Linked DNA regions of Homo sapiens: region 1 is linked to region 2. Evidence: chromatin loops called from intact Hi-C (ENCODE). Cell type or tissue: heart left ventricle. All regions are shown on one strand.

What was found. Hi-C counts contacts between places; a loop is a spot of excess contacts. Peaks named below come from ENCODE experiments on the same cell type or tissue, not always from the same donor. Only the 100,000 strongest peaks of a DNase experiment are listed, where the experiment ranks them.
Region 1: it touches region 2 in a loop (4-fold over the local background); 5 of 110 quality-filtered maps call a loop at or near these places.

The regions. Positions count from the first base shown.
Region 1 is chr4:161,639,145-161,647,144 of GRCh38, forward strand. All of the region lies in intron 7 of FSTL5 (follistatin like 5), which reads right to left. Among named protein-coding and RNA genes, the nearest start is that of FSTL5-AS1, 380 kb to the right of the region's middle. In heart left ventricle, a CTCF peak has its summit at 3,869; no DNase peak of the experiment used is centred here.
Region 2 is chr4:161,248,850-161,256,849 of GRCh38, forward strand. It overlaps LOC105377515 (a long non-coding RNA gene), which reads right to left and starts at 3,353. Exons shown (of 3, transcript XR_939409.1): 1 at 2,913-3,353. RefSeq lists an enhancer at 763-932 and a silencer at 3,896-3,945. In heart left ventricle, a CTCF peak has its summit at 3,874; no DNase peak of the experiment used is centred here.

The DNA.
Region 1 (8,000 bases), 390 kb after region 2:
AGTTGTTAAGCAATTAAACCACTATAAATTTCCTCTTAGTTCTGAAAAAAAAAATTGGAGCAGATACATCTCTTCCAATCTAGGTACTGTTAAAAATGTGAGGCAGAAAGCTAACTGTAATTAAAGGGTAATGAAAAGTCTATTGTGAAATGATTATTATGTACTTGATGGGATTGGCAAGATCACTTTGCATAAGCTACCTATCCTTCCCATGGTGCTTGCTGTTCTGTGCTATGGAACCGAAAAATTGCTTAAAACGTTATAGGTGTATTATTTATTTAATTACATTATCATCTAAATATATGACCCAAGTGTCTAAAGGAAGATAAGCTACAAAAACATAAATTATTATTGCAATTACACAGTTAAAAATCAATTTAAATGGATTCTGAGAAGATGGTGGAGTACAAAGCACCAGGAACCTGTCTCTACACCTAGACAATAATTGCACTGGCAGCCTCTGTCTGATGGAACTGTTTTTAAATTCTAGAGTCTGTAGAAGGCTTGGAAAGCAATTTGAGATGAATTTCAGTCAATTTCAGCTATATTGTCATAGCAGCCACCCCTTCCCTGGCAGGCAGCTGAACATTTCTACTACAAGCAGCTTGCACACAGCTTACAGGAGCCATGGCTGGGAAAGGGGATCCTGTCATTGAAATATTGGGGATTTGTACTCTGAATCGTGCTTCTGATCCCACAGGTTTAGATGAAGAAGTGGATGGCCACTGTTCCCTCCATGTTGCAAGCTCCCCCTTCCTCAGCTAAAGTGACTTGCAGATAATTTAAAGGGTCAGTGCCCTTTTCCTCCCTGCTTCCTTCATTTTTTTCTTTTTTACCTTTTTGGAACAAGACTTTAAAGATAAGAATTTTCAAAGGAAATTTACATACAGAGAAAACTAGAAAGTGTCTGGATGTGCCTAGGAGAATGCACAAGCTCAGAAAAATTCTTAGAAAATCTTAAATTTATATCTCAGACAGATCTTTGGCACACAGCCTACAACAATAAATAAATCTAAAACAATAAATACATTAAAAAGAAGAAAATTCTGGGGAAGAAAGAGAATCTGGTTTTGAGTTACAGTATTAGATTTAACTGTCTAGTTTTCTTTAAAAATTTAACATGTATATGAAGAAATGGGAAAGCCTGGCCCATTCAAAGGAAAAGAGTAAATCAACAGAAACTGTCCCTGAAGAAGACCTGATATAAGATCTATTCAACAAAGGTTTTAGACGATTGTTTTCTAGTTTCTCAAAGAACTAAGGAAGATGTGAAGAACGTGAAGAAAAGCATGTATAAACAAGCATCCATAAAGAATTAGGAAACCTAAATAGAAACCAGAAAAAAATTCTGGAGCTGAAAATATAGCAACTAAAATGAAAAGTTCACTAGTGGGATTCAAATGCAGATTTTAACAGGAAGAAAAAAGAATCAGTGAACTTGAACCTAAGATAGTAGTAAATCATGAAGCCTCAGGAACAGAAAGAAAAATGATTGAACAAAAGTGAACCAAGTCTACATGATTTGTAGAATACCATCAAGAGTTCCAACACATGCATTGTGGGATCTCCAGAAGGAGAAGAAGCAGAGAAAATATTTGAAAAAATAATGGCAGAAAACTCTCCCAATTTAATAAAAGACATGAATCTTAACATCCAAGAGTCTCCACAAACTCCAAGTAAGATGAACTCAAAGAGACACATACCTAGACACTTTACAATCAAACCTTTAAGAGCCAAAGAGAGAATTTTGAAAACAGCAAGAGAACAGCAATGAATCACATACAAGAGATCCTTAGTACAATTGTTTGCAGCTATTTTTATCAGGAACATTGAGGCCAGAAGGTGGTAAGCTAATATATTCAAAGTGCTAAAAGAAATAAGCTGCCAACCAGTAATCCTATATCTGGCTTAGCTCCTTCAAATAAGGGAGAATTAAGACATCCACACATAAATAAAATCTGTGGGAATTTGATACCTGCTCACCTGCCCTGCTAGAAATACCTAAGGGAGCTCTGCAGGGTGAAAAAAGGTTACTAGACAGTGACTGAAAGCTATATAAAGAAATAAGAATCTCAATAAAGGTAAATGCAAGGACATTGTAGCTCCACTTTTTAATTTCTACATGATAAAAGCTCAATTATCATAACTTTGGTTTGTAACTCCACATTTCGTTTTCCATATAACTTACGGAAACTACTTCATTTGAACTAAATATGAGTTTATATTTTGGGGTACAGAATGTAAAAAGATGTAATTTTATGACATCAACAACCAAAAGGGTAGGTGGAGCTGTTAAAGAGCAGAATTTTGTATGTGATTGAAGTTGGTAGATATCCAAATTAGAGGGTTTTTTTGTTTTGTTTTGTTTTTTTTTTTGAGACTCTGTTGCCAGCCTGGAGTGCAGTGGCGCGATCTCGGCTCACTGTAACCTCCACCTCCCGGGTTCAAGCGATTCTCCTCCCTCAGCCTCCCAAGTAGCTGGGAATACAGGCATACGCCCCCACGCCCAGATAATTTTTGTATTTTTAGTAGAGACGTGGTTTCACCGTGTTAGCCAGGATGGTCTCGATCTCCTGACCTCGTTATCTGCCCGCCTTGGCCTCCCAAAATGCTGGGATTACAGGCATGAGCCACCGCACCTGGCCCAAATTAGAGAGTTTTCAGTTGAGGATGTTAAATGGACTTCCTATGGTATCCACAAGGAAATAGTACTGATTATATATATAAGAAAATGAAAAAATAATTTAAACTTTTCACTACAAAATATCAACTACCCACAAAGACATAGTTACGCAAGAAATGACAGACAAAAAAGCTCTAAGGCATATAGAAAACAAATAGCAAAATGAAAGAAATAAAGTTTCTCCTTACCAGTAATTTATTTCAACTTTACAAAGACATAGTTAAAAATAAAAAATTTATACATTTAAGAGATGCAGCTTGATGATTCGATATATGTGTACATTGTGAAATATTGCCACAATCAAGTTAACTAACATATCCATTACCTCACATGGCTACTATTTTTTTTGTGTGTGTGTAGTGAGAACACATAAAGCCTCTTAAATTTTGCGAAGACACTCTTAGCCAATTTTAAGTATACAATACAATATTGTTAACTATAAGCATATTGTTCTGGCAATATACAAAAATGATTTCCAGAACTTATCTTGCCTAAGTAAAATTTTGTACCCCTTTACTATGTAAGTATTACTTTAAATGGAAATGAATTAAATATCCAATCAAAAGACAAATATTGGCAAAAGTACAAAATCATGATAACTGTATGCCTTCTATAAAAGACTCACTTTAGAAAGACACAAATACATTGAAATGAAAATATGAAAGAAGATATGCTAATAGTAACCAAAATACAGCAAGATGGATATACAAATATTAGACAAAACAGACATTAAATTTAAAAAGGTTACGATATATAAGGAAGAAAATTATATTTTAATAAAAGTTTCAGTACAATAAGGAGATACAACTAAATACTTACATTTGATAAGACAGGGATGAATCTTGAGGATATTATCCTAAGTGAAATAAGTACCCAAAGAGAAATACTGTATAATTTTAGTCATATGAACTACTTAGAGTATGCAAAATCAGACAGAAAGCAGCATGGTGGTTCCCAGGAGTGGAGAGGAAGATAGAATGGGCATTTGTGTTTCATGGGTATAAAGCTTCAGTTTTACAAGATGGAAAGAATTACGGAGATGAATGTTGGAGATGGTTGTATAACATTATGAATGTATTTAATAACACTGCCCTCTATAGTTAAAATGATGAAGTGGTAAATTTTATGCTATGTGTATTCAACCACAATTTAAAAATTAGAAAAAATCAATTTAAACCTCATCTTGTGTATGGGTATAAACATGTTGGTTTATATAAGTCTTGTTCTAAATACATGAGTTAATATTTTTTTAAATGGCAATTTACAATGTTTGAAAAGCATTAAGTATTCATTAAGTGCTATTATTGTGTTATATGTTTTAAATATAGATGTACAGTTCAATACTCAGATGCAAAAATGAGTTTATTTCTCATATCCAAGCCCATTCTTGTTCCACTATCTTAGCTTATTCTTAGACATAAGAAGAGACTTTGAACTTCACTGAATGTACCTTTCTCTCTCAAGTCTGTGGCTCCCTTTACTGGGAACACTCTTTCACCTGGCTGTCACCTAAACTGAAAAACCAGTGTGTTCTTAGAAGTGTCCTATGGCCTTCAGCATTTATATTTGACTTCCCTTTCTGATTATTCCATAGTGTATATGTTTCTGAAATTATTTTATATTGCAGTATTAAATGTAACGGAGTTTTTTTTTTTTCCCCTTTTCAGTCAGTAAGATTTTGAAGACTGGAATATTATCTCTTACAGTTGTATCTTTAGTATTTAGCTGAATGCCTAGAAAAACATAGCAGTTAAATCAATATTTGTTAAATGCATGAAGATTAAACAACGATCATGTATGTACTTCCCCTCATCTTTTTCTTGCCTACTCTATTGCATATGATGGGAGATTAAATTGAAAGTGTAGTAAAAAATCAATATGCTTAATGAAAACTGTTATTAAAGAAATTGAATCTAGAAATTGTTGAACTGTGCTAGGTTTAAATGATTGATTGCCAATAAACATCAGTTGATTGATAATTCTGCATGTGGCTACTGTAAGAAAATAAAATCTTCAGCAAAATTTTAAATAAGATAGTCCAGAAAAATTGAACAATGCATAACTGCAAATATAAGAACCACCATTACGTGACTTGTTATTTGCACATTTAAAAATTATTGAGTACCTACCATGTGTCAGTACAGTGCAAACATCATAACACAAAGTTGAATTGGTAAAGGTCCTTTGCACAGAGTTTGTAGTCCAGAGAAGAAAAGTGAGAACAGTCAGTTTTATTCTGATGTAACAAGTACTTTAGTTTTTTGATGAGGAACTTTAAAAAAAAAAAAGAGTAAGTTCAGGCACAAGAGGCGTTTGTTTACTTTTGAAGGACACACTGGATTTAGGTAGATAAAAATGACAAGAGAAGGTTTTTCAGTAGAGAGGGAGAGAAGAATGTATTCAAGAACAGTAGTAATGGTTGGGTACGGTGGCTCAAGCCTGTAATCCCAGCACTTTGGGAGGCCAAGGAGGGCAGATCAGATGAGGTCAGGAGTTCAAGGCCAGCCTGGCCAATGTGGTGAAACTCTATCTCTACTAAAAATACAAAATTAGCTGGGTGTGGTGGCCCATGCCTGTAATCCTAGCTACTCTGGAGGCTGAGGCAGGAGAATCACTTGAACTCGGGAGGTGGAGGTTGTAGTGAGCCGAGGCCGCACCATTGCACTGCAGCCAGGGCAATAAGAATGAAACTCTGTCTCAAAAAAAAAAAAAAGAACAGTAGTAATAAAACAATGGAATCAGAGAACAGCTTGTGTTATGGAGAACTTGCAGTAAAGTGTGAACATGGGAGAATAGTAGGAAGAATTAATAGAGAAATAAGTTTTCTAGAATAAGCTAAAGAGTTTATTTTTTTCTCAGAAAGCTAGAAGAAGCCATTAAGGGATTTTAAAGGGAAAGTGAAATGGTCACATGTAAATTTTATGAAGACCTCTCTGGTTATAATATAAAGTGCAGGTTGAAAGCGAAGGAGAAGTCTCCATAGGCAAGGATAGTTTGAAGGTGAGAAATGACAGGCCTTAAACTAAGGCAGCTACAGTGGAAATAAGAGGACATAATGAATTTGAGATAAATGAAAAAGTTAAATTCACAAGATTTTGTGACAGATTAGATTTGAGGATAAAATGAGGGTTAAAACTTAGCCAGACTTGGTTTTCTAGCTATACCTACGTTAACTAAGAAACACTGCAAGTACATAGGGTTTAAGATAAAAATATTTCTAGTAATTTTGCATATTCAAATAAAAAAATTTGAGACTCAAAAGGCAAATTGCAAGTAGAACTTAACTTTGGAATTTCTCAGGGTAAACATAGCAGTTGTAGCCATGAGCTCAGAAAGATAATGCCAAAAAAAAAATTAGAAACACATGCTTTATACATTTAAAAATAAATATGAATAGATATTTAGCCAAAATTATTATTTAAAGAAAGTCATGATAAAATTATGTTTCTATGTTAATATTCCTTATGAACATGTAAATAATATTTTAAAAAACGATTTTAGAAACTAAACTTAAAATTACCAGTTACACAAACTCCTTTGTAAATATTTCTGCCACTCACTTACACGTGGACATTGTATTTTTATATATTGTTATCTTCACCAATAAGTTCCAAAATAATATGAATAAAGACCTTTAAAAATACGTTTTAAATTACTGATTTTAAGACTTGTTTGTGAAGTGAATTACAATATGCAGTACTCTAATAAATCAGGAGTAAAAAGTTATTTAGAAAGAATATTCATTTTAAAACAGTGCACTGTTTGACAATACTTATGATTACATGCCATGTCTCTAATTTAATAATTACTATTGAACCTACACGACCTGCGTTAGTTTTTTGTATTTAGGCAGAAAATTAATGCATGTTCCATGTTTTATATTTGTGACAGAAATCCAACTTCCTCAGCTATGCCAATGCTCCCTGCTTTATTTGGCTTAGAAGCTTTTGGATCATAAATATTCTCTGATTCCACTTGGATTTTAAGAGCCACAATGTCCTCAGGCCTATATTAAAAATGAATCAGTGATAAAAATTATGCGGTGAATGATGTATTCTATTAAAAATATTAAATTTCTACGTTTTTAGTTGAAGTGGAATAAGAAGTGCATTATTTATAGTCTAGAGAAGAAAAAAGTCAATAGCTGTATTTTTAAATATCTGAGTTTGATGGTATCCTCTAATACACTCTATATTAAAAAATAACACTCTAGCTTTCTAAAATGTTAAAAAAAATTTTGCAGATTAAATTATTTTTATCAATGATATACAATTTGGGTTCTGTTAGCAATGAATAGCCTAAGGGGCAAAAACCCTTTCTCATATATTTGTATATATAATATATATATAATATATCATATATAATGTATATCATGTATAATATATATCATGTACAATGTATATCTCATATATATTTTTTCTAGCTCTCTCTCTATATATCTCATATATTATATATATTTATGCATGTGTATACACTTTAACTTTATACTTTTAAGTAGAAAAGTTGTATTTTCTCACTGCTTTAAATATTAAAAATTCAGCAGTTTAGTTAGAAGCCTCAACTATTAAAATCTCTGTCTCTGAAATCTAGATATGATTTGAGTATATTACTTATAATTTGAAGTATAGTACATATTCTGAAACCTTTTTTATAAGATATAATATTCTCTATTAAGAATGTAATGACATATAAAATCCAGACATATTATGAAAATTGCATTATGTTTTGATATATTTTCTCCCATTGCTAATTTTGCTAGCTAGCTATGCACTGCAGAAAATCTTTTTACAAACAAAAAATTATTATGGCAAGCTGCCACACCTGCAATTGAATTCTGGTTGAATTAAAATTATAATTTCAGTTGTTTATTATCTGTCTGTGTTTTTCTCTTCAACAGAATGCCTTGCTTTAAATATAGATCAACTGTATATGCTATGAGCCACTCCACATAACTTGCAGAAAGAGAATTACCATACAAATGATCATCTTTTAATCAGGTTACTATTGTTTTTATTATTACTATTTTTATTTGTTTTTGCAATTGAGTTGTATGAGTTCTTTATTTTAATAGTAACCTTTTATTAGATATACAGTTTGCAAATATTTTCTCTACTTCCATACATTGCCTCCCCACTTTTTGATTGTTTCCTTTGCTATGCAGAAACTATTTAGTTTGATGTATTCCCATTTACCTATTTTTGTTTTTGTTGCCTGTGCTTTTGGTGTCATATTCAAGAAATCACTGCCAAGACCAATGCCATGAGGCTTTTCCCTTATGTTTTCATTTAGGAATTTTACAGTGACAGGTCTTTATTTA
Region 2 (8,000 bases):
TCAAGCAATTCAAAGATTCCAAGTAATATAAATTCAATTATATGCGTCACAGGATCCTTGGGGTGTCACTTTTCTGGCCAGAAACCTCTGTGGCCAGTAGCACCTTTGCTCAAGTTTTTGTTCAGGCCCTCTAGGCTCATTCTGCAGATTCAGCCTGGCAGGCTTTGCTTGGCCCACACTACCCACCTGGATCCCACATCTGCCAAAGGCGAGCCAGGCAAGGAATGGCGAGGGGTGTCTGAGTGAGTGAGCATGGGGTCCAGCCACTGTGCACAGCCAGGCATGCTGGCTGCAGTGGGGCAGGAAGCTCCAGGCACCAGCACAGGTGCCAGCTCCTTGTGAGGCTACAGCTGGACCAGGAGTACTGCAATCAGCTTCCATGGCTAGCACTGGAGAACAAATGGCACCCAGAAGCCAGGAGCCACAGAGCCCCAGAGAGGGTGTCACAGCCCTGGGTTGGAGAGCTCCTAGGTCTGGGATCCCCAAGAGGTTGCAGCTCTTCTCTCCTTCTCTCTTCTCTCCTTCTCATTGCCTGCGAAATGGTGAGCAAGGTGTTTCAGCCCTGTTTGTATTACATCTCTTTCAGCCCTGCCATTCAGTGGGTCCGAAGTTCTTGTCCTGCCTCCACAAAGAATGAGGTATACAGACAAGTAAGGGCTGAGCAAGGTGAAAAGGTGCTTTATTGAGACACAGAACAGCTCAGAGGACACCGACAGTGAGAAGCTCCTCTCCGTAGGCAGGTCATCCATTTGACTGCTCAAGTCTGGCTGAGTCCAGGGTTTTTATGAGCTTCAGAGTGGAGGAAGTGTGTGCTGATTGGTCCATGGGCAGTCATGGGCGGGCCCAGAAAAAGCACCATAAGTTCTAACTCAGGTCCATGAACTGACAGCTCAGCCCCCAGGCTTCAGGCCATCCCTGCCTTGAAGGTGGGGCTTCACCAGAGACCTGCTCCTTTCCAGCCAGGAGCCTGTTTCCTGCTGCCATTAGCCTGCCATCTACAGTGCCATAGTGCCCAGGCTATTCCTGCTGATGGGTGCCTGCAGGCCCACACTGAGCCGCCATTAGCTCTCCCTCAGCTTCCCCATGCTCGTTGGTGCTGAAAGTCCGGAAGAAGCTGAGGCAGCAGGGGGCTGGTGTGTCAGCACTGCCCCAAGCACGTGCAAACCTGGCCAGGTCACGACAATGCTCATGCTTGGCCACAACTTTGCTCTAAAATTGGATCAGGTGCTAGGAGTGGGGAGAGGCCAGGCAGCAGGAGCAGACACTTCTGAGCCTGTTGGGGAAATGGGGCTTCTCAGGCCTCTGAGACTGCAGAGATGCCTGGGTTCCCAGCTGTCACTGGGCAGCTGCAGCTCCACGTGGGAGGGCGGGACTGCTGCCCCTCCAACTTGGAAGTGAGCAGGGCTTCCACCTGTTCCCAGTTCCTGTGGGCTCATGGAACTCGCAGCCCCCACTGCACCTCCCTTACTGCAGCTGGCATCATGGCAGCAGCCACCCCAGACAGGAAACTGCTGTTATCATATTTACACATTGACAGATTTTAGTCAAGCTTTCAAAAGCCAAAAACAGAGACCTTTGAAAGCATCATGAGAAAGGAACTCATGACATACAAAGGATTCACAATAACACTAACAGCAGCATTCTCACAAGAACTGGACACCAGAAAGCCGTTGTTTTTGAATGACATATTCAAATTGTTGAAAAAGAAAAAGACCATCATCAGGTTGGGGGCAGAAGCTCATGCCTATAATCTCAGCACTATGGGAGGCCATGACAGGAGGATTTCTTGAAGCATAGGGATTTCAGACCAGCCTGGACAACATAGCAATACCTCATCTCTACCAAAAAAATAAAAAATGAAAAATAACCAGGCATGGTGGCACATGCTTGTAGTCACAGCCAATTGAGAATCAGAGGTGGGAATTTTGCTTGAGCCTAGGTGTTCAAGGCTGCCCAGAGTTATTATGGTGCCACTGCACTCTATCTTGGGTGAAAGAATGAGAAAGGAGAGGAGAGGAGAGGAGAGGAGACGAGAGGAGACGAGAGGAGACGAGAGGAGAGGAGGGGAAGATCATCACCTAAAATAATTACACCCAGCAAAAAAAAAATCCCTCAAAAAATACAGTTTTATGTAGATATAAATATTGTAATCCCAGAGCAATCATGAAGAAAATATCTCACAATATATATTAAAAGGAAAAACAAGGAAAATAAAATGGAGAACTAAAAAGTGTTTATTTTACGTAAAAGAAGGCAGAAATAGAAATAGGAGAAAATTTAAAATAAACGTGAGATATATATATATATGTATACACACATATGTAAACATTTATAAAATAATACAACTAATCTTAATTTATCAGTAATTTTATTAAATGTAGATTTGTTGAACGTTCCAATCAAAAGATATGTATTGAAAGAAAGAGAAAAAATATCCAATTATATGTTATGTATGAGGACACACTTTATATAAAAGGCACAAGTAAGTTAAACGTTAAAGGGTAGAAATTAATATATAATTCAAATGGTAACCAAAAGACACCTAGAATGGCTTATTAATAACAAAAAATACAATTTGAGAAAAAAATGTTATTAGAGAGAAGGAAAGACATTTTAAGTGATAAAGTGGTCAAAATATTAGGGAGAGACAACAATTACAAACCTATAGGATCTAATAAAGCTTTAAAATGCATGAAGCAATAACTGAGAGAACTGAAGGAAAACATAGATAGCTTAACGGTAATAACTGGAGACTCAAATATCCACCTTTTAATAAGGGGTAGAACAAATAGGCAGAAGACAGAAAAGATAATAAAAGACTGGAATTAAACTGTAAACAATATATGCCTAATAGATATTATATCCATACACCAACAGTTAACAATCGAAAAAAAAAAAGTCATTCCACTCACAATAGTGATGCAGCTTCCATGACTGCAGGAACACCAGAGTCCTTAGTTTTGTGCCATTAGGAGTAATGACACAGACACATGTGGAGTGGTCGTTAAGAAGTAAAAAGTTTAACAGGCAAGAAAGAAGAAAGACAGAAGAAAACAGAGACAGAGGGACAGGGGCTCAGAACAAAGAGGAACCCTGTGTGCAGCGGAAAGGCAGTCCATTATATCCGGAAGCTGGAGAAGGCAGTGTCTGGTTTGCATAGGGCTCAGGGGATTGGTTTGACCGGATGTGTCGTTCACGTAGCCGAAAAAACCTTGCCCTCCCACCCTAGCCTTTAATATGCAAATACAGGTCAACATGATGTTTTGAACACATGGCGTTACGTGGGGGCAGCCATGACACTTGGTACACCAGGTGACAAGGAGAAGATGGTGGGAATCACCATGTTGGGTAGACCCAGTTTCTATTTTCCGGCATTTGCGTATCAAAGTTTGCCGGTCTAGCTCTTTAAGCCAACTTTTTTTTAGTTTCCACCGAGAACGTTTACCCCATCTAGCTGCCTAAAATAATTTCTTAATAACTCCTGTATTATTCCCCCCTCAAAGAGAAGTAGGTCTAATTATTGTTAGGGGGTGTTGGATGACGATTCTTTCTGGCTACTTCCTGCTGAAAAGGGGTGTTGTGTAGGGGGTTCAGCAGTTTGGCCTTCTGAGGTTTATCTAAGGGTTCTCAGAATAATGCTGTGTCCATGTGTGGCTCTGCTCACAGCACCGTTTGGAGTTTGGCTACTTCTAGGTGAAAAGTGATAAATTCGACAAGAAGGTTTAAAATACAGGGTTTGAATACGAGCATTAAGATTACCACCATTAATAGGGGTCCTTTAGACTATAACTGACAGTTATAGTCTAACTGTTAGTTATACCAGTTAGTTATACCTGTTGACACCTGTTAGTTATACCAGTGGATTGCAATACTGGTTTGCCTCCACTAGATGCTGCTGTACATTACCAGAAACGTTAATATGAAAGTAACATTTTTCTTGAGAAACGCATACATTTCCCCTTGGCTTGCCACTAGAGAATAACCTTAGGCTTAGGCCATTTTTATAACTTGTAATATGATTGGGAGAGATACGTTATTGGGTGGCTAAAATAACTTTAGCATTAATTTTGACAATTCCTTTTCTTTAATTATTGAATTGTTTTATGACTTGTATAGACTCTGTTACAACATACTTAAACGTTTTTACTTGTTTTAAATACTCATTCTTTAAACAACCAGTCATTTCTTTTTAGGACAAGTATTTACCATACAAAATTTTTCCTTACATAAAATTTCTTTCTTTACAACATTTTTTTCATAGCTTAGAGTGCATTATACTGCCAAACTTCAGTAAAAAATCTTATTAAACTTAATGATGGTAAAACTTTTATGCTTATTTCTTATCAGTAACTATTACTTCTGCTATAAGCAAAACAATCTGGATTAATTTTTTCTGCAATTATTAATCCTGTTATAAGGATAATAATCAGGCAAAATATTACAGCAATTAGAATTTTATAACGAGAATTTCACATTGTAGGTGCCACAGTGTATAGTTCTATTGCAAATAATAGCGTGACTATAATCATTCCCACAAGAGTGGCGTAGTAAATAATTTTTCTCTAAAACTTTACTTGCCAATATATAACATTTTCCTTTGGGGATTTAAAAAGTTACAAATGTGATCCTATGTATATTTGAAAATCTCCTATAAATATGTGTTAAAAAGAAGTTGTAATATTTGGTGGTGAATTTGAGAGGAAAGGGTAGAAACAATAAAATATTTGGTGAGGTAGGAGTGGGACTGAGTAAGATGGGTAGCCCTTAGTTACTTATTTTTTATGATTTTCAGCTTAAGATCTTCTATTTTTTTACACTGATATTCAAGACGTTCCTCTGGGCTGTCAGAGGTTGCTCCCAAGCTCTTCGGGCTTGACTTGAGGGTGATGTATCCAGGAGTCGATTCCTGTAATTTTTACTGAGGGGGTTGAAAGAAAAACAGTGTAAGGCTCTTCCCAGGTTGGGTTAGGGGAGGAGACAGAGATGAGAGTTTACACTAATACCAAATTTCCTGGGTTAAATACAGGTGGTTTCTGTTGGAAGTGAGCTAGAAAGTTTACATGCTTAACCAATTTAGAGGCTTCCTGCCTGAAAACAATCTCTGAGCACATTGAAGTTTTATCCTTTCCCAAGTGAAAAGCTAGGTGAAGGATTTTAAGGACTTTCCATTGGCTGGAGGCTGGCAAATAGTGTTTGTCATCCTGACTGTAGCCATCCTAAGGGCTTAAAAGAATGCCTTTGACAAGTGGCCTATTTTATTTTTGTAAGGGATACTGAGGTTTAATTTTTCTTACGGAGCCTTCCTAGATTAGAAGGGGCTTGAACTGTACTAACGCTTTGAGGCTTTTTGCCTCTGACTTATCTGCCTGATTAGCTAATCTATTTCCTTCAGCTACCTTATTTGTTTCCTTTTGATGTTCCTTACAACACATCCCTGATATTTCTCATGGAAGAAAAACTGAGGATAATAAACGGTTAATTTCCTGGTGATATTTTATAGGAATTTATGGGTGATAAGAAAATGCCTTTCCCTTTAAATGGCAGCATGAGCACAGAAAATTAGGAAAGCATACTTGGAGTTAGTGTAACTGTTAGCTACCTTTCCCTTGCTTAATTTAAGTGCTTTTTTAAAGAGCAATTAGCCCAGCTAATTGAGTACTTCTGGCTGGGGAGAGATGTTATTTAGAGCGACTACTGCTTATCCCACCTTATGAATGCTTGCTTTACTAACTGTTTGTTAGCTAAGAGTTCCCCCTAGAGGACAGTGATCCTGCCACCTTATGTGGAGTGTAAACAGTTAAATTATGTCCTAGGGCTAATTTGGAGGCTTTTCTGACTAGTAGTGCTATCGTGACTATGGCCTGGAAACATGTGTAAATAATTGCAACTAACGTTGAGAAAAATATTGGATTAGAGTTTTTCCTGAGATGACCCTTACAGTCATGCTATGGGAAGAGGGGAGGCCTGGATTAGAGAGGAGAAAAGAGAGAGACCAGCTTTAGTGTTTAGAAGGAGGTTTACTTTCCTTCCTTTAATTTCCAGAATCACCTGGGGCTTCTGTGCTATAATGGCAGTTTGAGCCACTGGAACTGGGGCTTGAGCCCTGGGACCCATGAGTCCTGCTGAACCACCTGAGAGACTGGTTCTGAACCCAGTGATCTCTGTCTCTGGGGGCAGTTCAGTTTCCAGAGGTCTCCACCACAGGCTGGGCAGGTTTGAGGTGGCTTTGTCTTGCTGCCTGGGCATTCCTTTTTAAAATGCCCTGGTCTGCCACACTGATAGCAACTAGCAAATGCACCTTGGGGATCCTGGACTTTGCAAGCCTGCAAAGCTGCTACCAGAGGCTTTGTTCCTATCCTGAATGCTCTGCCTTTCCTTTGGGCCTCCTCCTGGTCCATATTATAAAGACCAAAGTAGCCACCTTCAGGAGGTCCCTTAAGGTGCTATCTGGTCCTGTAGCTTGCTTCTGTAGCTTCCTTCTAATATTGGGAGCTGCCTGTGTAATAAACTTGTCCTTCAGGATGAGCTGCTCCTTGACTGAATCAGGGGATAAGGATGTGTGCTCCATTAGTGCCTTTCTTAGCCTTTCCATAAAGGCTACAGGATTCTTATTTGGCTCTTGGCCTATTATACACAGTTTAGAATAATTGAGAGGTTTGGCCTTCCATAGGCCCTTTAAAATGGATAATAAAAAGTGCTTCCTTTTCCTTTTATTTTCTGGGCTATTGGGGTTTCAATCAGGGTTGTTTACTAGAACTGCTTCTCTCCCTATTGGGAATGGTGTTTCTGCTTTTTTCTGTCTTTTTTTTTTTTTTTTTTTTTTTGCTTTTCCTATCTGTTTTTTTCTCTTTTAGTGTATTATAGGAGATATATTGCATATCTCCAAAATTCTTTGCTGCTTGCAGAGCTGCCTGCTTTTTAGCTGTCATTAGGGTCTGGTTTAGAAGCAACGTAACATCCCTTTATGTGAGGTTAAACACCTGAGATCAATTTTGGAAAACTTCTGTATACCTATTATGGTCTTTAGGAAATTGGCCTAAGTTTCCTTTTATTTGCCTAAGGTTCTGTTATGAGAATGGAACTTGAGGGGGCCCCAAATAAGAGGGAATTCTTAGATGATTCCCCTGGAAGTTGCTTTTTTAATTATGGGGAACCATTCCCTCTGGGCCTACCCAAAACGATTGCTAAAAGAGCTGGATTGATCTTACAACACCTGCAAAGGTTTAGTAAAAATGCCATGCCCTTCTGCAAGAGCAAATTAGTCACTTTCCTCTTCAAATTCCTGAAGTTAAGGAAGTTCCAGTGTTTTAGACTGCACTTCAGAGGGTTGCAAGCTGAAGATAATCTGTTACTCATCTAGAAAAAGAAGTGAGAATAAAAGTGTCCTCTTAGTCTCCTTTCTTTCCGTGTAACCCAGAGCAGAGAAGAAGACAGGGAGAATTCTCTGACTGCTTCCCCTCCCTGGTTTCTGGATCCCGACACCATGTTAAATGTGCTGTCCATGGTTGAAGGCGTGGTCCTGCAAGCCATGGAACTGGATGAACTAGGTGATGGGGCTAACCACGCTTACCCACACAACCTTAGCTTATCTGCCTTGTGTGATTCCCCTTTGACTTCCTAAACCTGTGGATTTGCCTGGCTCCCCAAAAAATGGATCTCCAGAGAGACTGTGTCGCCTTTGGGCAAGACTCCTTTAACAGAGACAATGTGCTAGATTGCCTGCTGTTATGGCCCATGCTAAAGCATTTATCCTTTAAACAAATGCTTTTGGATAACTTCCGAACTTAAAATCCCCTTATTAATTAAGTACTGTTTTAACTGGAGACAGATTTAAGTGCATTAAAAGAACATAGGAACCGAATGGCCATTTTCCTGCTGATGGGACAATATTGAGACTAAATTCTGGCTATGTAAGACATATGTAAAGCCTTCCCATTCACAGAAGTAGCATAGATCCTACTTTCCAGTAGAATAGCTCAAAAAGGAAAAGTTGGAAAGCT